Regions from separate parts of the Homo sapiens genome. Here all the other regions are linked to region 1. Evidence: chromatin contacts called from ENCODE Hi-C or POLR2A ChIA-PET data. All regions are on one chromosome and are shown on one strand. Each heading gives the region's core, a stretch centred on a gene start or an enhancer-like site at or near the end of the contact. The rest is flanking DNA. Distances are from core to core; before and after follow the strand shown.

The links. A loop is a pair of places that touch in the nucleus more often than their neighbours do. ChIA-PET counts read pairs that join two places held with the same protein, here RNA polymerase II (POLR2A). Pooled maps may share reads with other maps.
Region 2: a loop to region 1 is called in a pooled map, with 21 times the contacts of the local background. The contact joins the promoter of CBFA2T2 here to the promoter of ASXL1 in region 1. A Hi-C loop is called at or near these places in 1 of 37 single-sample maps with no recorded cell type and 6 of 50 pooled maps. POLR2A ChIA-PET finds 5 or more read pairs at or near these places in 1 of 52 experiments (MCF 10A).
Region 3: a map of dorsolateral prefrontal cortex shows a loop between it and region 1 (5-fold over the local background). The contact joins the promoter of E2F1 here to the promoter of ASXL1 in region 1. A Hi-C loop is called at or near these places in 1 of 168 maps with a recorded cell type or tissue (dorsolateral prefrontal cortex), 1 of 37 single-sample maps with no recorded cell type and 9 of 50 pooled maps.
Region 4: a loop to region 1 is called in a pooled map, with 15 times the contacts of the local background. The contact joins the promoter of PXMP4 here to the promoter of ASXL1 in region 1. A Hi-C loop is called at or near these places in 6 of 50 pooled maps. POLR2A ChIA-PET finds 5 or more read pairs at or near these places in 2 of 52 experiments (IMR-90 and activated naive CD8-positive, alpha-beta T cell).
Region 5: a loop to region 1 is called in a pooled map, with 6 times the contacts of the local background. The contact joins the enhancer-like site here to the promoter of ASXL1 in region 1. A Hi-C loop is called at or near these places in 2 of 50 pooled maps.
Region 6: a loop to region 1 is called in a map of gastrocnemius medialis, with 11 times the contacts of the local background. The contact joins the promoter of CHMP4B here to the promoter of ASXL1 in region 1. A Hi-C loop is called at or near these places in 2 of 168 maps with a recorded cell type or tissue (gastrocnemius medialis and naive thymus-derived CD4-positive, alpha-beta T cell) and 12 of 50 pooled maps.

Annotation. Positions count from the first base shown.
Region 1 is chr20:32,356,309-32,360,118 of GRCh38, forward strand. ASXL1 (ASXL transcriptional regulator 1) reads left to right here and starts at 2,023. Exons shown (of 13, transcript NM_015338.6): 1 at 2,023-2,524. The coding sequence starts at 2,468. RefSeq lists silencers at 2,273-2,322, 2,563-2,722.
Region 2 is chr20:33,487,816-33,491,946 of GRCh38, forward strand. It overlaps CBFA2T2 (CBFA2/RUNX1 partner transcriptional co-repressor 2), which reads left to right and starts at 2,281. Exons shown (of 11, transcript NM_001032999.3): 1 at 2,281-2,486. The coding sequence starts at 2,453. RefSeq lists an enhancer at 1,448-1,996 and silencers at 2,091-2,310, 2,321-2,600.
Region 3 is chr20:33,684,672-33,688,550 of GRCh38, forward strand. E2F1 (E2F transcription factor 1) reads right to left here and starts at 1,714. Exons shown (of 7, transcript NM_005225.3): 1 at 1,333-1,714. The coding sequence starts at 1,593. RefSeq lists silencers at 1,084-1,443, 1,554-2,053.
Region 4 is chr20:33,718,322-33,722,016 of GRCh38, forward strand. It overlaps PXMP4 (peroxisomal membrane protein 4), which reads right to left and starts at 1,989. Exons shown (of 4, transcript NM_007238.5): 1 at 1,774-1,989. The coding sequence starts at 1,886. RefSeq lists an enhancer at 1,536-1,585.
Region 5 is chr20:33,553,213-33,557,106 of GRCh38, forward strand. All of the region lies in intron 1 of CBFA2T2 (CBFA2/RUNX1 partner transcriptional co-repressor 2), which reads left to right. Among named protein-coding and RNA genes, the nearest start is that of CBFA2T2, 65 kb to the left of the region's middle. RefSeq lists enhancers at 1,968-2,127, 3,873-3,894. Within about 2 kb of position 1,904, at least 13 of the 41 ENCODE cell types and tissues checked have a DNase peak (open chromatin) inside an H3K27ac peak, as active enhancers do.
Region 6 is chr20:33,809,813-33,813,516 of GRCh38, forward strand. It overlaps CHMP4B (charged multivesicular body protein 4B), which reads left to right and starts at 1,536. Exons shown (of 5, transcript NM_176812.5): 1 at 1,536-1,846. The coding sequence starts at 1,657. It overlaps ZNF341-AS1 (ZNF341 antisense RNA 1), which reads right to left and starts at 1,287. Exons shown (of 4, transcript NR_110623.1): 1 at 1,228-1,287. RefSeq lists enhancers at 1,211-1,505, 1,245-1,324, 2,091-2,931, 2,760-2,829 and a silencer at 1,385-1,664.

The DNA.
Region 1 (3,810 bases), core at 773-3,272:
GATGGGTGGATCACCTGAGGTCAGGAGTTCAAGACCAGCCTGGCCAACATGGAGAAACCCAGTCACTACTAAAGATACAAAAATTAGCTGGGCATGGTAGCGCATGCCTGTAATCTCAGCTACTTGGGAGGCTGAGGCAGGAGGATCGCATGAACCCAGGAGGCGGAGGTTGCAGTTAGCCAAGATCACGCCACTGCACTCCAGCCTGGGTAACACAGCGAGACTCTGTCTCAAAAAATAAATAAATAAATAAATAAAAAAGCAACATATTCACAGGTTCCAGGGACTAGGACTTGGACAGTTTTGGGCAAGCGGGGAAGACATTATTCTGTCTACCACAGTACCTGTATTAAACATGTAAATTTCAGTTATTCCCTGTAGGTCAGAGGGCAGTAAAGCTACTTCAGAAGACATCGGAAAGAAGCCAAATGACTTGCCAAAGAGTACTGTATCAGCCGTAGATTGAAAAAAAAGAAGTTAAAAATCCTTTGTAAAAAATCAAGGCAAACAGTTTTTTGAGGGACAGTAGTTCCTCCTTTCTCTCAGGGTAAAGCTAGAGAGATTTTTAAGAGGTGTCTTATTCTAACTTGCAGTCTTTTCCCTTTGTAGGATTTTGCTTACCGGACTCACAAGTTTTCTGTGACCAGTATTAGAAGCAGAAAACACTGAACCCCTTGGCGTTAGAGTTTGGGCTACACCATAATGGTCTCCTATCAATACTGGCTCTCGCTACGTGTTAACATTAGGGAGTGGAGAGTGTGTTTCCTCACCCAGGGAAACCGTTTAAATGTGGCCACTGATCCTGCCTTCATAGTTTTTAAGAGCTGGCATCAATCCAACTCCGGACGGACTCTAGAAATGTTTCTGGACAACGACTGAACCTATAGTTACAGAAAACCTATGTGCTGGGCGCTCTGAATTTCATTTCAGGTTCTAAAACTAAGGCTCAGAGAGGCTAAGTATATTGCCTATTGTTTCTCAGCTGGTAATAACAGCTACCATTTATTAAACATTTGCTCTATGCCAGGCGCCATATCATACGGACCTGATAATGTCAAGATCTCCCTTCACATCCTCTTCCAATCTGTCAAGAATTGTATGTTAATTTTAATTCCAATAATGCCATGAAATACAAGACAAATGCAGATCAGAAAACTGAGGCTCAGAGAGGTTGAGTGGACAGCCAGGGAGTGACTCAGCCAAGATTCCAGTCTAGGTCCGCTGGACTCCAGGGCCTGAATTCTCTCCAGGGTACTGCCTCTAAAAACGCCCTCAGGTGCATTCTGGTCAGTATGGCCCCAGAGTCCAAGTTCTTTACACGACCCGTCAACATATCACCAAGTTCCTAAGAACGCTCTAGGCTGCTGGTGCAGGCTCTGCAAATACACAGCGGCCTGAAAGCACAGGAAGAAATGAAGAACCGTCTAAGTCCATCAGCCGTGGAATAACCGTTTTACTGGTATGAGGGTCTTTTTGTCTCATTATTATGTGGCAGTGAGTCATTTAGAGGTGACCAAAAGGGAAAGTCCTGCCTCTCGTCCCCTACGAGAAGTGTAGGTAAGAACCGTTTAGGCGAGGAGAAGCACGAAGTGGGAACTGCGAGTCGAGCTCCCCATCCTCACTCCCCACCCGCACCCGCCAGGAGGTCCTGAAGCAAAAAGCACCGAAGGGGTTAAGGGTGGCCGGGGGAGCCCAGCCACCGCCCCTTCCCAGCATCGCCTCCCAGAATCCCGCAGGCCCCCAGCCAGTTCTCGCACCTCGCGAGACTCCACCCAGCCCCTTCCCCGAACAGCGACCCGTCCCCGTTCCTAGCTGAGGTCGGTGCTAGGCGGAGGACGCGAGAGGGAGAGCGGAAGGGGGCCGCCGGGCACGCCGGGAAGTGTGGTCCACGCGCTTCACGCGGCCATATTCTTCCGGAGCGGGGGAGGCCAGAGAGGCCGTTGGGACTACGACTCCCAGGCGCCCTTTCGGTTTGTTTTTGTTCAAAAAAAAAAAACCCCACACTCCCCCTCCTCACTCTTCACACACACTCACACACACCCACGGCAGACACGCACGCACCCGGGCGCCGAAGGGAAAGCCGCGTCTCGCCCTCCCGCCCCGCCGTCGGTCCTGTCTCAGTCCCTCAGCAGAGCGGGAAAGCGGAGGCCGGAGCCGTGACCTCTGACCCCGTGGTTATGCGGAGCCGCCGCATTCCTTAGCGATCGCGGGGCAGCCGCCGCTGCCGCCGTGGGCGACTGACGCAGCGCGGGCGCGTGGAGCCGCCGCCGCCCCTCCCCCACCGCCGCTCTCGCGCCAGCCGGTCCCCGCGTGCCCGCCCCTTCTCCCCGGCCGCACCCGAGACCTCGCGCGCCGCCGCTGCCACGCGCCCCCCCCACCGCCGCCGCCGCCCCAGCCCCGCGCCACCGCCCCAGCCCGCCCAGCCCGGAGGTCCCGCGTGGAGCTGCCGCCGCCGCCGGGGAGAAGGATGAAGGACAAACAGAAGAAGAAGAAGGAGCGCACGTGGGCCGAGGCCGCGCGCCTGGTGAGGCGGACAGCCGAGGGGGGCTCCGTGGGGCCCGGGGTGGGGGGGGCTCGCCGCGCACCCCCCCACTGGGGGGGGAGGGGCAAGGCCCTGCCCACCGCGGGAGGGGGCGGGGCCATCTTCCTTTAAGAACGGGACAGCCCCGCAAGGCGAGGGGTGGGGAGCGCTCCGCCGGGATGGGATGTGGCGCCTTTTTCCGCTCGCCCTCGCGCCCCCCCCGCCCCGCGCAGCTAAATTCCGGCGGAGGGGCGAGCTGGCAGGCCGGCTCCTCCCACTCTGGGCAGCGGGGTCCCGCGTCCCCTCCCCCACTATTTGGCAGCGTCTGGGGGTCTGGGGCAGCTTCGTTCATTCACCCGGGGGAGTTGGGTTTCCGGGAAGGGTCGGAAGCTCCTCCCTCGCTTCCTGGTGGGTAATGGGGTGGTGCCTTTGACTCCGGGGGTGGAAAAGCGACCCCACATTCAAGGACGCCAATGGCATGTTGAGCTTTCCCAATCTAAACCAGGTGCGTGGAGGGAAGCAAGTGCTTACTCCCAGCTTGAACCCTGAGCAGCGGTTCTCTAACTTTAGTGTCCTGTGGGCGACACCTGGGAGGCGGTTAGGAACGCTACTCCTAGGGCCCTTCGTAAGACCTGCTGAGCCTCAGGGTCTGGGATAGAGCCTGGGAATCTGCGCTTTCACCAGCTTCCCAGGTGATTCAAACGCAGTGGCTCACGGACCCCACTTTGAGAAACGCAGACTGGGCTGTTTGCCTTCAGAAGCTGGACTGGAAATTGGTATTTTGAGGAGAACTGAATCCACTTTGCAAAGAATGTATGTTGGACAAAGACAAAGTATCTCTGTTGGGAGACGTTGTTCACTGAGGATTTAGCAAGGGAGAGCGTAACTTGAGTGTTTGAAGCCGTCTCGTTCAACCGATGGGGGTTGTGAATTTTGTGTTCAGAGCGTCAGAGGACTTGCAGGTGAAATAGCTTCCTTTTGGATTACTCCCACAAAGCTCAGACACTTTGAGACATATTCGGGTAATTATCTGCTGATACCAGTAGTAACAGGTTATACTAAGATGTCAGTTCCTAAGATCTGTCACACAGCGAGGTTGTGGTGCGGATAGCATAAGTGTCTCTTGACACTGTAGTTTATATGTAATGGTTGTAATTCAGTTTTAATGATGAGTGAAGCTCAGACTTAATTTTCTCTCTTATTTTGAAGTGAGTTTTCTGCTTCAAAGGTGTTGTGCAAAAAAAAAAAAAATAGACTGTATTGGGGGGGTTGACACAAACCTGAAGTAC
Region 2 (4,131 bases), core at 1,031-3,530, 1.1 Mb after region 1:
TTTGTTTTGAGACAGAGTCTTGCTTTGTGGCCCAGGCTGGAGTGCAGTGGCATGATCTTGGCTCACTGCAACTGCCACCTCCCAAGTTCAAGCCATCCTCCTGCCTCAGCCTCCTGAGTAGCTGAGACTACAGGCACACGCCACCACTCCTGGCTAACTTTTGTATTTTTAGTAGAGACAGGTTTTCACCATGTTGGCCAGGCTGGTCTCGAACTCCTGACCTTTTGTGATCTGCCCACTTCAGCCTCCCAAAGTGCTAGGATTACAGGTGTGAACCACTATACCCAGCTGGTATATGCACATATGTTCTTATTTCTACATTTTTTTTTCTTTTTTTGAGACAGGGTCTCACTCTGTTACTCACGCCTGATCTGTTAGATCAGGCCAGAGTACATTGGTCTGATCTGGGGTAACTGAAACCTCTGACTCCCTGGCTCATATGATCCTCCCACCGCAGCCTTCTGTGTAGCTGAGACTACAAGCGTGTGTGCAACACCATGTCTGGCTAATTTTTGTATTTTTTGTACAGGCGCGGTTTCCCCGTGTTACCCAGGCTAGTCTTGAACTCCTGGACTCAAGCGATCCACCTGCCTTGGCCTCCCAAAGTGCCGGGATTAGAGGCATAAACCACTGTACCCGGCCGGCCTACATTCTGTCTTTTAAAATTTGTTTTCAATACACAAGTAAAATACAAATGCATTCTATATTCTTGGTGTGAGATATCTGAAATAATACTGAGAAACAAGAGTCTTTATTCTTTTCTTTTCTTTTCAGACGGAGCTTCCCTCTGTTGCCCAGGCTAGAGTGTAGTGGCGCGATTTCGGTTCACTGCAACCTCTGCCTCCCAGGTTCAAGCGACTCTCCTGCCTCAGCCTCCCGAGTAGCTGGGATTATGGACACCCGCCACCGCGCCCAGCTAATTTTTTTGTTTTGTTTTGTTTTGTTTTTTGAGAGGGAGTCTCGCTCTGTCACCCAGGTGGGAGTGCAGTGTCGTGATCTTGGCTCGGTGCAACCTCCGCCTCCGGGGTTCAAGCAATTCTCCTGTCTCAGCCTCCTGATTAGCTGGGATTACAGGCTTGTGAAACCAAGTCCAGCTAATTTTTGTATTTTTAGTACAGACGGGGTTTCACCACGTTGGTCAGGCTGGTCTCCAAATCCTGAGCTGTGATCTGCCAGCTTCGGCGTCCCAAAGTGCTGGGATTACAGGGGTGAGCCACAGCTCCTGGCCTTGTTTTGTTTTTTTGATACGGAGTTTTGCTCTTTTTGCTCAGGCTGGAGTGCAATGGCTCCGATCTCGGCTCACTGCAACCTCCCCCTCCCGGATTCAAGTGATTCTCCTGCCCCAGCCTCCCGAGTAGCTGGGACTAAAGGCACGCGCCACCGCACCAGGCTAATTTTTGTATTTTTATTTATTTATTTTTTTAGTAGAGATAGGGTTTCACCTTATAGGCCAGACTGGTCTTCAAACTCCTGACCTCGTGATCCTCCCGCCTCGGCCTCCCAAAGTGCTAGGATTACAGGCTTGAGCCACTGCGCCCGGCTCTAAGTTTTGTATTTTTAGTAGAGACAGCGTTTCGCCACATTGGCCAGACTAGCCTCGAAGTTCTGACCTCAGGTAATCCACCCTCCTCGGCCTCCCAAAGTGTTAGGATTATAGGCCTGAGCCACCGTGCCTGGTCTATTTTTTATTTTTATTTATTTATTTTTTTAATAGAGACGCTAGTCTCAAACTCCTGAGCTCAAGTGACTCTCCTTTGGCCTCCCAAAGTACTAGGATTACAGGCGTGGGCCACCACGCCCGGCCAACAGTTATTAAAATTACGATGATGAAATTTTAGGCATTTAGAATACTTCAGGCCAAAAACACTTTGAGCCAGGGGGCTCGCTCAAAGGCATGCGCAAAAGCCATCAGGCCTGTACCTGGAGAACTCAGGTGAGACGTTGCCACTCGTTGTAATCCCTCCCCCTAGCACTCGGCCCCCGAGCCTGGGCCACTGCCCTGGCTACACCGGGAAGTCTGGAGCTAGAAAGTGGGCCGTGCGCGTGACGGGCGCGCGTGACGCCGAGGGGGCAGGTCTGAGAAGCAGGCTGCGCCGGGATTCGGCGGTCGGTTCCCGCGGAAGGGGCGGGTCAGGTTAGGGGGCGGTGCTTAATGGGAGCTGGTCTTGGGGCCGGGCTTCCGCGTGCGTTGGCCTGGCGGCGAGAGCGCGCGGCGGGGGCGTGCCCGGCGGGCGGGGCGGGGCCAGCCGGGGGCGGGGCGGGGCGCGGCCTAACGGCGGCGGCGGCGGCGGCGACGGCGACAGCAGCGGTGGTGGTGTCTGGTTAGCTCGGCGGCTGCAGATCTCGCGGCGACGCCTGCGAGGGACCCGGGCCGCGGGTCGAGGCGGGCGGCGCCTGCGAGGGACCCGTGTCGCGGGTAGAGGCGGGCGGCGCGCGGCGGCGGCGCTCGGCGATGGTAGGCGTCCCTGGAGCGGCCGCCTTCCAGCGTAAGTGGGGCGTGAATGCGGGCGGCCGAGGGGGGCGTGTGAGGGCCTGCGGCTCCGCAGGCGCGGTGATTCCGAGTGCCCCGGGCGCGAGGCCGGGAGTGGAAACTGAGGCCCGAAGCGGGGCGGCGGATCCAAGGTCACGCAGCGGGGCGGGCCTTCCCGGGCTCCTGAGGCCACCCCGTCGCTTCCTGCGCCGCCCGAAGAGCTCGGGGCTCACGGTGTGAGGGAAATTGTGGGGCCCGCGGCCTCGGAACTTAGGCCGGGCCGGCGTCCATGGGACTTGCCGGCGGGCAAGAATCATTTTGTTGTCCCAGCGCTGGGGCCACGAAGTCCGGCTCCTGGGGAAATACTACACCCGCCCGATGTTGAGGGTTGGAGGAGATGAGAATGGCCCCTCGGAGGGCCTGTTTGAGCGCAGGCTCAGTAGTTGGCTACCTGGGTTCACATCCAGGCTTCCCCATTTAGGTAGTGACCTTGGCTCTCCCGGTGCCTCAGTTCCCCCATCTGCAAAATGGGGATGTGGAGCGGGTTCCCTCCCTCCCCCAGGGTTCTTGGGTTTTGTGAGGCCAGTAAAACGCTTGACACCGACCGTGGCACACACACAATTGTGAAAACTGTCATTATTGTAATCGTCCTTTATTAATCTGATCCAGTGTGCACCGCACTCGGAAAAGTCCGAAATTAGGCTCTAGCCGTGTTAAGATTTTGTTTTGTTGTCTGTTAGTCCTGCTCCATGATCTAATTGTTATTCTTACTTCCATTTAGCCATTCCAGTATTTATCTAGTGTTCCTCCTTGATGTGTGAGATCCTTGGGGGAGGGGTGGCTTCTCTGAATAAGAACAATAAAATTTTAATTGTTTTTCATTATTGTAATTATAATAGCCAACATTTTTTTGAGCACCAGACATTTTGCATTCTATTCACTTAATATTTATTAAATCATATAGTAAGTTTAAAAATACCATTCCAGGCCCTGGGAATACAATAAACAAGATAGACCGAACTGGGGTTTTGAGTTTAGTTAGGAGAGGGAGAGACATAGTAAATGAGGAAACAGATAAACATGTTTTGCATGTTTTTTTAATTGTTTAATCTTGATGACATCCTAAGTAAGACATTATTTGAGGATGCCCATTTTGCAGAGGATGAAACTGAGTAACAGAAGGTACTCTGAGTACTAGTCTCAGAGCTGATGTCCTTAAACACGTGAAAGGGAGGCTTTACGCTTCTTTTTTTTTGCACCCATTAAATGTTGGATTGAAGATAGAAAAAGTAGATACACCCAGCTTGCAGTTACTGCTTTTGATGGTTTGATCCATTCCTCATGAAATTTCCAACTAAAGAGGCGGATAGTGATTACTCTTTTAGGCTTGCAAAGGTACAGCATCTCTGTAAAATGAAAGGCTTTTTTTTTTTTGAGACGGAATCTTGCTCTGTCGCCCAGACTGGAGTGCAGGGGTGTGATCTTGGCTCACTGCAACCTCCGTCTCCTGGGTTCAAGCTATTCTCCTGTCTCAGCCTCCGGAGTAGCTGGGACTACAGGCATATGCCACCACGCTCGGCCAATTATTTTATTTTATTTTATTATTTTTTTTGAGACGGAGTTTTGTTCTTGTTGCCCAGGCTGGAGTGCAGTAGTACAAT
Region 3 (3,879 bases), core at 464-2,963, 1.3 Mb after region 1:
ACATCCTCAAAACAATGGTGGCTGCTATTGTTATTATTATTAGCATTGTGGTGATTCCGGAAGGCAGCACTGGGCATGGGGCCAAGGGGGTTGGGGGAGCCTCCTCAGGATGCCTCAGGGACCAGCTGCCACCCACACCCCCATCAGCAGTTAGGCAGCTTCTACCTCCTTGTCCTGAGTCCTGCCTCACCCCTCCCACTTGCTCCAAGTTCCCTGCTGAGACCCCATCCTGCCTGGCCAGACCCCGCCTGCACACCAGAGCCCCACCTTCACCCATAGGCTGCGCCAGTCAAACTGGTCTCCACACCCTGCCCTGTGCCCCACAGTTCCCAGCTCCAGGCTTCTACGCCTCCAATCCCTTCTCCCACTGGAATTCAGCCGCCTCTTCTGGGCCCTCCAGTCTGAATTCGTCTTGAGCTCAGCGATCAGGGAGGGCTTTATTAAAGGATCTCCCTGAGACATTTTCTCTCCTGGCACTGGGGGCCTCCTCTCCAGCTCCCAGAGGCCCAGCCCACCTAGTCCTTCTACAGAGACTCAGGGGTCGGCCTGCCTGATTAATGAGGTTCCATGGCAACCAGGGCCTGGGAGGGTGGAGGGTGGCAGATGGAAGGACAGGCAGAGGGAGGGGATCAGCAGCTGGTCCAGCTGCCCCGCCCCTGCAGAGAAGGCCTCCCAGCCAGGAGGGCTGTCCCCAGAGGCCTGGCCGGCCAGGCCTGCACCTGGCAGTCAGCATCGAGGCAGGAAGGAGGGTCTCCTCAATGGCTCACCAACGGTTAGGCCCCAGGACTTTCCTCCGCCCCGCCTTCACTTCCCCTAGCAGCTGTGCTCACTACCGAGATGCAAATTCTGAGCTGAAGCCAGCAGGCCTCAGTTCAAATCCCAGCCCCACCACCTGCAGCCGTGTGACCAGGGGCAAGTCACTTTCCCTCTCTGGGCCTCAGTTCCTCCTCCGTCAGATGGGCACAGTGACAACACAGCTCACAGCGGGGTTGTGAGTTTTAGCTGGCTTGAAGTCGCCCAAAGGCCTGGCATGCAGTAAACGCCAGTTGAATACACGTGGGCTATTATTATCACTGAGTCCGACGCTGGGGAGGCTCCGGTGAGGAAGCTGAGGCGCAGAGCACAGAGCAGCAAACAGGGACCGGCCCGAGGTCACCCCGCACCCCAGGGCGGGGCCCGGAGGCCCAACCCCGGCTCTGCACCGCCCAGCCTGGGCGCCTCAGTCAACCCCTCCCCCGCCCCCTGCCGCCTCCAGGCCAAACACGGCGCCCTCCCGGGTCTGCGCGGGGGGCACAGGCGGCGCTGTCGGCGCGGCGTCCCTGGGGTCCGTACCGGCGGGCGGCCGAGCGCGGGCCGCGGCGCACTGGGTGTGGGCCGGGGCGCCTGCGGTGTGGCGAAGAGCAGCAGGTCAGGGTCGCAGGGGCCGGCGGCGGGCGCCGCGGGGCCGGTGGGAGCCGGCGGGGCGCTGGCGTCCTGCGCGGCGGAGATGATGACGATCTGCGAGGAGTCGAGCAGCCGCAGCGCGCCGGCCCCGAGCAGGGCCTCCAGCGCCGGCGCGCATGGGCCGCCCGCAGGGGCCCCGGCCAAGGCCATGACGCTCACGGCCCGCGCGGCCCGGGTGACAGGCGGCGGCGGCGGCGCGGGCCCATGGCGGCAGGCCTCGGCGAGGGCTCGATCCCGCTCCGCCCCCGGCCGCCGCTGCCTGCAAAGTCCCGGCCACTTTTACGCGCCAAATCCTTTTTGCCGCGAAAGAGCCACGAGCCGCCGAGCGCCGCCACAATTGGCTGCCCCGGCCGTGACGGGAACAACGGCGGCGGTTCCTATTGGCTTTAACGCGCCGGACCCGGCGGCGAGGGGCGGGATGGGGCGGCGGCGCGGGGCGGTACGGCCAATGGCGGGGCGGGGCGCGCGCAGGCTTTGTCCGGATGGTACCAGGCGCGGTGTGACTCCCCGCCCCCAGCCCGGGCGTCCCCTGCTGGAGGCGTGGGGACACCGGAACATAGGCCCCGCCCCGCCCCGACGCTCCCGCATCCCACTGACCTTTCTATAGTGCAGGTTCAGAACAGAGCCTCTCTTCTGCACGTGACCCTCAACCTGTAGCCCCCAACAGCCTCAGCTTAGATTTCCAGAGACTGTCCCCTCTTCTTTTCAGGATCATCAGTTCCACAGCCCAGCCATCAGCCACCTCTTCCATCCTCAACTTGCCTCACCCATGACATTATCCTAATCCTGCACCCAGCCCTATCCCGCTCACCCAGAGCCCAAGCTGAAGAGCGGTGCCTGGAAATGGCGAGGGGGACGTCGGGCTTTCCTGCAAGTCCCATTTTAGCCAAAATCTCCAACAGCCAACGTATAGCATCTGCTTGAACTCATTCATTCCCTCACTCATTCAACAAACGTTTGGAGAGCTTGCTCTGTGCCCCATCCTCAATTCGTGGCCCTAAGGAGCTCACAGTCCAGTAGACAGGGGAACAGAAAGGTAACAGACGTTTACAATACGATGAAGTGGCGTCTGGGCGCGGTGGCTCACCACCGGAATCCCTGTAATCAGCTGGCGGGGTGGATCGCATGAGCCCAGGAGTTCGAGACCAGCCTGATCAACATGGTGAAGACCCATCTCTACAAAAAATACAAAAATTAGCCAGGCATGGTGGCGTGTGCCCGTAGTCCCAGCTACTTGGGAGGCTGAGGTGGGAGGATTGCTTGAGCCCGAGAAGTCGAGGCTGCAGTGAGCTATGATCATGCCACTGCACACCAGCCTGGGCGACAGAGCGAGATCCTGTCTCTAAAACAAAAAAAGAAAACACATCACTTCTAGGGAGCCCTCCCAAGGATTTACTCACTTCCTCTATTGCCCACTGCTGCCTCTGCTCCAATGCTGACCACACACACTCCTTTTCTCCATCTGCCTCCCCTGCCAATCTAGGAGCTCAGTAGCGACTCCTCCCAACACTGGTCTGGCCCAGAGCAGGCGCTGAGAAAGGTTATGAAAGAAACAGAGGCTAAGCCAGAGGCTGCCTAGACTGTGACAAGGAGACCACGGTTCTGCAAGGGTGGTCCTTAGGCCACTGGCTTCAGAACCACGTGGTCACTTGCTAATTTTGGGCCCACCCTGGCCCTGCCAATTTAAAATCTCTAGGTGCCCAAGAATCTGCATTTTAACAATGCCATGTCCCCTTTCCAGGTGATATTTGTTATTCTTTTTCTTTTTTTTTTTTTGACACTTAGGGAATTAGAAAAGCCAGTATCTTATTTTTTTTTTCCTATTTATTTTATATAGACGAGGTCTCACTATGTTGCCCAGGGTAGTCTCAAACCCCTGGGCTCAAGAGATCCTCCCGCCTCAGCCTCCAGCATAGCTGGTACTCCAGGTGACTGCCACCTCACCAAGCTTCCAGGTTATTTTTATGCATACTCACATTTGAAAGCAAACTGGTGTACCAGCATAATCAAAATGAGTGGTGCAGCCTCAAATCACAGCTCCTGAGGATGCTTCTCACCCTTAGTTTCAAATGGGCACACAGACCTTGCCCTGGCCCCTTCCAGGGTTGCCAGGAGAATGAAAAGCATAAGGAATTGGAAAGTGTTTTACAAACTATGAGGTGGTTTAGGAAATCAGGAGTTGTTTTCCCCTCCAATGAGTAGTTTCTGAAATTACTCATTGCAAATCCTAGAATGTATCATAGCTAGAAGGGACCACAGAGACCACATAAGCCTCTTGCTGTATGGATAGGAAAACTGAGGCCCTTTCAGGAGAAAGTAACTGTGAAGCCAACCAGTGACCAAATTGGGCCTACACTGCATTCCCAGCCCTGAGGTCTGCCTGTCCCCCTTCCCCATCCCCTCTCCATAAAGAAGCTGAGGGGTAGGTCCCATTCT
Region 4 (3,695 bases), core at 739-3,238, 1.4 Mb after region 1:
AACACGGTGAAACCCTGTCTCTACTAAAAATACAAAAAAATTAGCCGGGCGTGGTGGTGGGTGCCTGTAGTCCCAGCTACTCAGGAGGCTGAGGCAGGAGAATGGTGTGAACCTGGGAGACGGAGCTTGCAGTGAGCCGAGATTGCGCCACTGCACTCCAGCCTGGGCAACAGAGCGACACTCCATCTCAAAAAAAAAAAAAAAAAAAAAAAAAAAAAACTTGGCAAAAGGGTTACTGATGTTATCTCAGGGCACATCAAGGATATGCCCTTGGCCAGACCCAGTGGGAACCAGTTCTACCTGACTCTTGAGTGTCCATGGGAGCCAAGAGCCTGGCACTGGTGCCAGGCATCCTTGGGTTTGAATCCCGGCTCCAACCGTGACCAAGTGCTGTGGCCACGAGCAATGGGTCTACCTCTGAGCTACAGCCTTTTCATCTGGAAAATGGGGACAATGGCAATTCTGATCTTGCACACTTATTCATTCATTCAATAAATATTTCAGAAACTACTAAATACCAGGTGCTAGTAATACACCAAGGAACAAAATAGATAAAGTTATGGCCTCATGAAACTTTCTTTTTTTTCCTTTTGAGATGGAGTTTCACTCTGTCACCCAGGCTGGAGTGCAGTGGCACAATCTCAGCTCACTGCAACCTCCACCTCCTGGGTTCAAGCGGTTCTCCTGCCTCAGCCTCCCATGTAGCCGGGACTACAGGCATGTGACACTACACCCGGCTAATTTTTGTATTTTTGGTAGAAACGGGGTTTTGCCATGTTGGCCAGGCTAGTCTCGAACTCCTGACCTCAGATAATCCGCCTGCCTCGGCCTCCCAAAGTGCTAGGATTACAGGTGTGAGCCACCGTGGCCAGCCTGTGCTAAGCATTTCACACATATTGACTCAATCCTGATAGTATAAGTACTAGTACCATGCCCATTTTACAGATATTGAGGCTTAGAGAGGCTAAATGACTTCCTCCAGATCACACGGGTAGGTGGGGCCAGGGTTCAAGCCAAGGCATCCACATCCTTCCCACCATCCCACGTTGCCACTAGGATGCCAATTCTGGGGGACACAAACCACTTTCTCTGGTTTGTTCTCTGCTTTGTCCCCGGTTCTGGCACTGTAGGCCCTCAATAAATGGTGGCTGTTATGCACTAGGTTTAAAGGAGACTGAGCTCCCCTCTAGGCACCAGCCAGGGCAATGACCCCAAGACCTCTCTTGCAGGTAAGATGCCAGGATAGTTGCAGCTTCTTTTACATTCATTGTCACGTCCCAGGAGCCCCCTGAGCCGAACGGGACTTAGCGCTGGAGTCCTACAGGTGAGAAGTGAGAAGCAGGATGCAAGCCCATGGGCAAGCTTCATGGGGACAGAATAGACAGGAGGCATCCGCCTGCCAGCTAGAGGCCAGAGTCCAGTTCCCCATTGTGCAGATGGGGCCGTTGAGGCCCAAAGGCACACAGAGAGGTGAGGTGAACTGAACCCAAATGAGGGGATACAGAAGCTGGCATGGGAGGAGTCAAAGCAAGAGGGCCAGGCTGCAAAGGTTGGAAGACCCAGAAAATGTGCAGTGGGAGCCCCAGTTCAGAGCTGGGAAGGCGCGCAAGCCAAAATCCAGCTCCCATTGCACAGATGGTGACCTCCGAGACTTAGAGACACACGAGGACTGCTCCAGGGCAAACAGCACCGCGGCATCGGACTTCGAACTCGCGCCTCTGACCCCAGGCAGGACATCCCTCAGCCCCAGCCCGGCCCGACGGCCCCACTCACACAGCCCCGTTCCGGAAGCCCTTAAGCACGGCCAACGCAGCGTGGTAGCGGCGCTTGCGCAGCAGTGCGTTGACGACTACGAGCAGAGCCCTTAGCTGCGGCGGGGCTGCCATAGTGCGGGCTGCGCGCAGGGTCGGGGTTAGGAACTGTAAGCGCACTGACAGCCGGAGGTTCCAGCTGCGCGCCCACAGCCCCTCGGTAGCGCCGCCGACTCGTGGCGTCTATAGGCTGTTTCTGCGTCACTCATGCATGGAAGACCAATCAGAGAGCGTACTTGTCTCATGGGACAATAGCACTCATCGAAATAGTTGTCTGACTGGAAGAGAAAGGAAAGCTTGTAGCCAATCACAGTGGGCTCCGCCCAAGGTCACACACGATTTGTCCAATCAGAAGGCACTTTCCCTTGGGCCATGTTGGGTTCACGAGTGGGTTTGGAAGGAGGCGTGTACTTGGAAGGAGGGCTCCTGAATGAGGAGTGGCCCTGCTTAGAGATGGGATGGGCGACAGGTGATGATACAGGGAGGAGCAGGGCCCCATCTTTATGCGAGATAGTTCTGACTGGGATATCCTTTACCATAGCGATCTTCCCAGAGTGTCAGTCACATGGCCCCTCAATGGCTTCCATGTACGTATGTATGTTTTGAGATGCAGCCTCGCTCTGTCACCCAGGCTGGAGTGCAGTGGCGCGATCTCGGCTCACTGCAACCTCCACCCCCCAGGGTTCAAGCAGTTCTCCTGCCTCAGCCTCCTGAGTAGCTGGGACTACAGGCACCCACCACCATGCCTGGCAAATTTTTTTGTATTTTTAGTAGAGACGGGGTTTCACCATGTTGGCCAGGCTGCTCTCCTGACCTCAGGTGATCCACCTGCCTCGGCCTTCCAAAGTGCTGGGATTACAGGCGTGAACCCAGCCGGCGTCCACTTATTCTTAGAATCCAAACTCCTCCCCAAGGCCCAAGAGAGAAGACCTCCTGTGATCTGGTCCGTGCCTCTCCCTCTGACCCCACGTTCCAGCACTTGCCACCTCACTGCTTCCCAGCCAAACAGCCTCCTTTCTGTTCCTTGGGCCAAGAACCCTTCTACCTCAGGGCCTTTGCACTTGCTGGTTCCCTGCTTGATATTCGCCATCCTGGGCTCTTCCCATGATGGGCTTCTTCTCATCCTTCAGGTTTCAGCTCAAATGCCACTTCATCAGAGAGACTTTCTGAGACATCCAATTTGAAGTAGCACTGTCCACTCTGACTCATTACCCTGGCTCTTTTTTTTTTTTTTTTTTTTTTAGACTGAGTCTCGGATCTATCACCCAGGCTGGAGCGCAGTAGTGTGATCTCAGCTCACTTCAACTTCTGCCTCCCAGGTTCAAGGGATTCTTCTGCCTCAGCCTCCTGAGGAGCTAGGACTACAGGTGCATGCCACCACGCCCGGCTAATTTTTGTATTTTTAGTAAAGACGGGGTTTCACCATATTGGCCAGGCTAGTCCAAACTCCCGACCTTGTGATCCGCCCGCCTCGGCCTCCCAAAGTGCTGGAATTACAAATGTGAGCCATCGTGCCCGGCCACCCTGGTTCTTATGTGTTTTTTTTTTTTATAGAACTTTTGACACTTTAGACTTGTTTACTATGTGTTCATTGTCCATTGCCCTTATCAAACTGTAAATTCTATGAAGGAAGAAATCTTATTTGTCTTGTTTTCTGCTGTAACCCCAACACTAGGCACATGGTGGGTACTCAACACTTGCTTGTTTAAGCAACACATAGTTTTGGGTTGTCATCTCTGAGAGCATTGATGGGTGACATTAACATATGATGTCACTATGTGGAGTTGTCACTGAATAACAGCTACACACTGAGTGGTGGCTGTGACTTGTGAGGGTGTCCCCTGGTACTTGGGCCATATGGTATTTACCAGTGATGTTATTTGC
Region 5 (3,894 bases), core at 654-3,153, 1.2 Mb after region 1:
AAATCAGAGTTTAGTTTATGTTTTTTGTTTTAGAGGGAGTTTCACTCTGTTACCCAGGCGGGAGTGCAATGGTGCACAGTCTTGGCTCACTGCAGCCTCCACCTCCCGGGTTCAAGCAGTTCTCCTGTCTCAGCCTCCCGAGTAGCTGGGACTACAGGTGCACGCCACTACGCCTGGCTAATTTTTTGTGTGTATTTTTAGTAGAGACATGGTTTCACCATATTGGTCAGGCTGGTCTCGAACTCCTGACCTCAAGTAATCTACCAGCCTCAGCCTCCCAAAGTGCTGGGATTACAGGCGTGAGCCACCATGCCCAGCCAGAGTTTAGTTTTTTGTAAAGGGTCATATAGTGACCGTTTTTGGCTTTGTGGGCCACACGATCTCTGTCCCAACCCTGCTAATGCGGCAGGAAAGCAGCCATAGATAGACAATATGTAAAGGAATGGGCATGGTCCTTTTCCAGTGAAACTTTGTTTACTAAAACGCTAAGCAGGCTATAAGTTTGCTGACTTCTACTATAAATCATCATCCCCTGATCTTGTTGGACTTGAAAGCCCTTGTTATGCAATCTTGCAAATCCCCTCTTAGGGTTTTTTGAAAAATGATTTTATTTTTGTATGGTAGATGTTAAAGAGGTGATTTTTAAAAAGTCTGATCTTAAAGTAATGTAAAATACAATCTTAAATATATTAATTATATATTTTTAGTTTCTCCAGTTTACTAGTAGGCATATGCTTTTGTTAACTTTACATTTGTATTTAAGTAAAACATGATTCTTGATATTGATGTTAAAATAAAAAGATTGGTTTGGTTTTGGGATAGATTAAAATGTAGATTGAAATTTTACAATGCGTTTCATTTTCAAAAAAGACTATTTTTGCAACCTGATGCTTGAAATACCATATAATATTATTTTGTTCTTAAGTGACAGATGAAGAAACATTCCAGGTTGCTGTTTGCAGAACTTCTGTGCAAGTAAGGAGTTATTACAATGAAAAGCAAATTCACTATAAGCACCAGTGTTTATTTTTCTTACTTTTTTCTTTTTTTTTTTTTTTTTCAGACAGTGTTGCTCTGTCACCCAAGCTGGAGTGCAGAGGCATGATCTCAGCTCACTGCAGCCTTCGCCTCCTGGGTTCAAGTGATTCTCCTGCCTCAGTCTCCTGAGTGGGATTACAGGCTTGTGCCACCTGGCCCAGCTAGGTTTTGTATTTTTAGTAGAGACGGGGTTTCACCATGTTGACCAGGCTGTTCTCGAACTCCTGACCTCAAGTGATCTGCCCACCTCAGCCTCCTAAATTGCTGGGGTTACAGGGGTGAGCCACTGCGCCCGGCCTATTTTTCTTTTTTCTTTTCTTTTCTTTTCTTTCCTTTTCCTTTTTCTTTTCTTTTTTTTTTTTTTTTTTTTTTTGAGATGGAGTTTCGCTTTTGTTGTCCAGGTTGGAGTGCAGTGGAGTGATCTCAGCCTCCCAAATTGCTGGGGTTACAGGTGTGAGCCACTGCGCCTGGCTGTTTTTCTTTTTTAACGTTGTTTGAAAGTCTAGAATCATTTTTATGTGCTAGATGAGAGATTTGATCTGATAAATCAAACTCAGATGTCTGCATCTCAAGTGTATTTGTAGAATTATTTTTCTGTTTTCTATTAATTTAGATTGAATGTCAGAGTACCCATTATAGGTATTAAAATGAATATTACATAAGAAAAAATAACAACTTAAAAATGTTCAGAATTGTTTAAATAAAAACTTTAGACAGACATTTAGCAGAATTTAGGTGAGCATTAAAGGATTCAGGCAGCATTCAAAACTGGAAGAAGTTCAGAGAGCTCTGCTTTAGAAGCAGGCTTTTATAGGCTGAACGCTGTAGCAAAGTAAAGGAATTACTTGATTGGCTGTAGCTAGGCACTTGCCTTATTTGGATATGATCCAGTGGAAAGTCCCTAGTTAGAGGTTTGTTTTTGATTGGTTAAGCTTAAGTTTCATTTTATGTTTACATTGGGCTTCAGTTTGCTTACTAGGCACTGGAGCCAGCTGTCTCAGCCTAATGGCTGCCCAATTTAAAAAAAAAAAAACATTAAAATGGCATGTAGTTGTCATCATCAGAGTAAGAAACCAAAGAAGAGACCGTCATGAATGGGATCATTAGATCATGGACTGACACACATGTTCACTTAATACCCACAAGAGTGTCTTCACACTTTTTTGTCATGGATGGGACTTGTTTTCTGTTTTTTGTTTTGTTTTGTTTTTGATACAGTAAAATACTTAGGAGTTCTTGCAACTTTCTATAAGTTGTTTACATTTTACTCCAATTGCTTTATCATTGTGTGTATTTTGGAGGTACAGTTTTTTTCCTGAACCACTCTGAAAGTGGAAATATGCCCTTTTATCCCTAAATACTTAAATGCATATTTCCTGAAATCAAAGGCATTTTCTTACATAACCACACATAACCACAGTACAATTATCAAAATCAGAAAATGTAATAATGATACCATACTATTAACCTGATTCACAGACTATATTCAGGTTTTATAAATTATTTCAATAATGTCTTTTATAGCTCTTATACCTCAATCCAATTCAGTCTGTCATCACACACTGAATTTAACTGGCATGTCTCTTTCTTCCTTGCCTTTCCCCTTTCCTCTTTCCTTTTTTCTTCTTTCTTAGAGACAGGGTCTCATTCTGGTGCCCAGGCTAGGGTGCAGTGGTGCAATAATGGCTCACTGCAGCCTTGACCTCCTGGACTCAGGCAATCCCCCAACCTCAGCCTCCTGAATACTTGGGAATATAGGCACATGCCATTATGCCTGGCTAATTTTTTTTACTTTTTGTAGAGATGGAGTCTCACTACGTTGCTCCGGCTGGTCTCGAACTCCTTACCTTAAGTAAGCCACCTTCCTTGGCCTCCCAAAGTTTTGGGATTACAAATGTGAGCCACTGCGGCTCTTTAATTTTTCTTATTCTAAAACAGTTCTTCAGCCTGCCTGCCTCCTCTTCTCCCCTCCTGGTACTTTTCTTTTCTTGACCATTCCAATTTTGAATACAGACCAGTTGTTCTGTACTTAGTTTGGGTTTCGTTGCCGTTACCTTATGATTACATTAATGTTACGAATTTCAGGCTGGAATACTATAGAAGGGATGTATTCTCCTTAATGCCTCATTTAAGGAGGCACATAATCAGTGTGTCTCAATATTAGTGATTGGTTAATCATTGTATTAAGGTCATGTCTGCCAGGTTACTCCACTGCAAAAATTACTATCCTCTTTGTGATTAATAAGTAATTTGTTGGGTATATTTAGAGATGATGAAGTTGTCCTGTTTTTCATTAGTTTTCTATTCACTAGTAGTCTCAGCATCTAGTGGTGATTTTCTTTTTTCTAATTTTTAATTTTTTTTTGTAGAGACAAGGTCTCACTATGTTGCCCAAGCAGATTTTGAACTCCTGGCCTAAAGTGATTGTTCCACCTTGACCTCCCAGAGTGCTGACATTATAAGCATGAGCAGCTGCACCCTACTAGTGGTAATTTTCTAATTCCATCATTGTTTCTGCATTTACATATTGGCATTCTAATGAAGGAATGCTTTCCTTTCTTCCTTGTTGATTGGTTAAAAAAATTAAATATGGATTATGCTCTAATCCATTACTATCATTATTTATTTTGATGCTTAAATTGTTGCACAATTCCAGTGGTAGTCCCTTCTAACTGGCTTTAGTGTTCTTTTGACATACCCCTGTCATTTTTGAGCAGTCTCTTACTTTCTTGCCCAAGGTGTTGCATGCTTATCTTTTTTTTTTTTTTTTTTTTTTTTTTTTGAGACAGAGCCTCACTCTGTTGCCCCGGCTGGAGTGCAATGGCATGGTCTTGGCTCACTGCAACCTCCGCCTCC
Region 6 (3,704 bases), core at 286-2,785, 1.5 Mb after region 1:
GTGATTCTCCTGCCTCAGCCTCCCAAGTAGCTGGGATTACAGGCGTGCGCCACCACGCCCAGCTAATTTTTTTATTTTTATTTTTTATTTTTAGTAGAGATGGGGTTTCACCACGTTGGCCAGGCTGGTCTCAAACTCCTGACCTCAGGTGATCCATCCGCCTAGGCCTGCCAGAGTGCTGAGATTACAGGTGTGAGCCACTGTGCCCAGCCCATCCAGTAATTTTTATATTTTGCAGTCTAAACCTATTCCTAAGTCAGTGCAACCATCCATTACTTTCAGTAAGTGGCTTGGTGCCACTGGTTTTAGGAGATTCCTTGCTGAAGCCTTTATACAGGCTCAATGCTTTCTGGGGGGTAACAGGTTGCTGTCAGTTGGAACACATTTTTTGTTCGTGTCTTCCACGTATAAGCTTAATGCTTTTTCTTTTCTTTTGTAAAAAAATTTATTTTCTTTTTTTCCCCTGTAAGTAAGGATACAACTTAATGCCTTTTCTATCTTAACTAAGCACTTATCACACACTGTGGCTGTAACTTTTGCAGTTTGAGGTACGACAGCAAAACCAGCATGAATTTCTTTTTCCTCTTTCACAATTCTAGGGCTAGAAGATTCGTTCTTACTGCAGACCTCAGTAAGCTCAGCATACGATTTTTTTTCTTAAGCTCAGAACTTCCACATTTACATTTAAAGGAAGCACTTTACAGCTTCATTTTGGCATATCCAAACTGCCAGCATTACTACTCTTGCACTTTGGGGCCATTATATAGTAAAATGAGGGTTACTCGAACCAAAGCACTGCAACACCGTGGCAGTCCATCTGATAACTCCTAAGCTGGTAAGTAACTAACAGATGGTAGAGGTATGTTGGACAAAGGGATGATTCACATTGCAGGTAGGATGGAACAGGATAGCACGAGATTTCATTAGGCCAATGGAAATTAAAAACTTATGAACTGTTTATTTCTGGAATTTTCTATTTAATACTGTCAGACCTTAGCTGGCCAAGTGAAACTACTCAAAGTAAAATCTCAGATAAGGGGGACACTACCGTACTTAACTGGAGAAGATACTGCTTTGCTTCTGTGACCACAGAATTGACAGGTTGAAATTGGAAACAACTGTTGCCTTCACGCTTTTAAGACAACTTCACATGAATATACATGTGAAGTTCAAGCATGGCAGTATCCCATACTAGCAATAAATTTTTGAGCAGTGTTGCACACTTACTGTCATTTCTCTTACTGTTCTGCCACTCCTACAGAGCGCAGGCCAAGGAGACTACATTTCCCAGAATGCCACACGCCCTTTGACCCCAGCTACAGCAAAAGACGCGCCGGGGAGCGCCTGAAGCCGGAAGACTATAGCTTCCCGGCATGCAGCACGCTTCCCCCTATTAGATTTGAGGCGCGGCCGGCGCGTTGCCCACTGGGAGTTGTAGTCAGTGGCGCGTTGCCCTGACGCCTGCCGGGCCGGGCGTGGGGGCCTGTGGGAGGTGGCGCGGCCGGGCCCAGCTGCGGGGCGGAGGCGGAGGCGGAGGAGAGGCCTGCGGCGGCAGGGAGCGGCGGGACTGGGAGCGGGCGCCGGAGCCGACCCGAGCCGAGCCGAGCCGAGCCGAGCCGGAGCGGGCGGCGAAGGCCGGCGCGGCGAGCAGCAACCATGTCGGTGTTCGGGAAGCTGTTCGGGGCTGGAGGGGGTAAGGCCGGCAAGGGCGGCCCGACCCCCCAGGAGGCCATCCAGCGGCTGCGGGACACGGAAGAGATGTTAAGCAAGAAACAGGAGTTCCTGGAGAAGAAAATCGAGCAGGAGCTGACGGCCGCCAAGAAGCACGGCACCAAAAACAAGCGCGGTGAGGCTGCCCGGCCCCTTCAGACTTGCCACGGGCTCCCCCCAGGCTCCCCGGGCCCGGACTTCACCTTCATCAGACTCGCCTCGGGGTCTGGTCTGACCCTGGAACTCTCCGGGTCAGACTTCTTGCCGGGTCTGGGACCCCCTCCCCGACTCCCTTCAATGTCTCCCCGATCCCTGGACTTTTCCATCGTCAGACTTATTCTGCCCTCTCCCCTCAGCCTCTCTCCACCCCGCCAGGTCCCTTCAGACCCCAATCTCACAGCACTTTCCTCCGCCCTCACTCTGTCCCTTTCTCTTCCGCCTTTTCCTTCTCGCCTCACCCACCTGCCTAGCTACTGCCCCTGCCTCCTCCTCGGCTCATTTCTGCCCCCATCCTAGCATTTCTGTGCTTCCTGGTCCTACCTGTGCCCTCTCCCGACTCCTCGGTGGAATCTGTGAGCTGCCCCTTGGCCTCTCCCCTGTCCTCTTGTCTCAGAATTCTCGTTGAAAAGCCTCCTTGCTGGAGAGAAAAGGGGACTGGGGGAGATGAGACCCCCGATTCCTGCTCTATTCACTTGCTGAGTGAACTTGAGCAAGTTGCTTTCCCTTTGAGGCCTCAGTTTCCCCATCCGTCAGCCAGAGTTCGGCCTCTGTTGAGGCCTAAGGTGTTTTCCAGCGTTGTGATTCACTTTTTGTTGCCTCGTAGCTTGACCTTACCAAAGTTTCCCGTGGCGCAAGCCTTCACCCCATGACTCACCGCTTCCCCATCCGTCTGAACCAGAAATAGAGACTCCCGACTGCTCCCCAGTCCCCACTACTAGGATTCAGGGCCCCAGTATTGAATCTTGAGGCACTGCTTACTTTACTTCCTGTTGTCGTATGGCTTTCTGGGCATTCCAAGTGCTTTGTGTTTTTCTTAAGTGAGATGAATGTGAAAATGCTTTAAAACTGTAAAGCAGTTTAGAAATGTTTGCTTTTTCTTGTTATGGCCATGTGAGAGTGAATCACAGAACGACATCCCTTCCCCTTGAGAGGGGTTTAGGATTGAGGTAATTCACTCAGAAGTCTGCTAGTGACTAGCAGTGCGACCTTGAGCTCATTTACCTTTCTGAAAGGAAAATCATGGATTTACAGTGCTCAGCACATAGTAGGGGCTAAATCGATGTTTTCTCCATTCTAATAGGAGAACAAAATAGCCTATCTGGAGGATGCTTCTCTGCTGATAGTCAACAGATATTCTGGAAATTCTTTTTAGTGCCTGCTGCATGCGCTGTATTCATAGGGGTGAACAAAACACGGCCTCAACCCTAATGGGAGAGAAGACAGAAACAGGAAAATAAATGAAGAAAATATTGTCCGGGGGTGATAAGTACTAAACACACAAAAAGATGGTCTGATAGGGAGTGGTGGAGTGGGAGGGATGCCACTTTGGATAGAATGGTCAGGGAAGGCGTCTTTGAAAAGGTAAAGTTTGAACTGAGTCTGGAGAAGGAACCAGCTCTGTAAAAAAAAAAAAAAAAGGGGGAGGAGCCTTCTGGGCGTGGAAAGCAGCATGGGAAAAGGCTCGGAGGTTAGCAGGTTGTAAGAAACCGAAGAGAGAGACCCTTGTGTCCAGAATGTAGTGCTTGGAGGGAGAGTGGTATGGAATAAAGGGGGCGGGGCTTGGACTTTGAACCTGTTGGTGAAGAGTTTGAATTTTATTCCAAGTGGATGGAAAGTTTTTGGAGAGTATTTTGTTGGAACGTGTCCTTATTGACAGAGTTTTTAAAACATCATCTGGCTGCTCTTTGGAGAGTGGGTGGGGGATGCGGGTGGGAGCAGGGAGAACAGTGAGGAGGCAGCTGCAGTGGTCCATTTGTGGCTTGGACTCCAGCTTA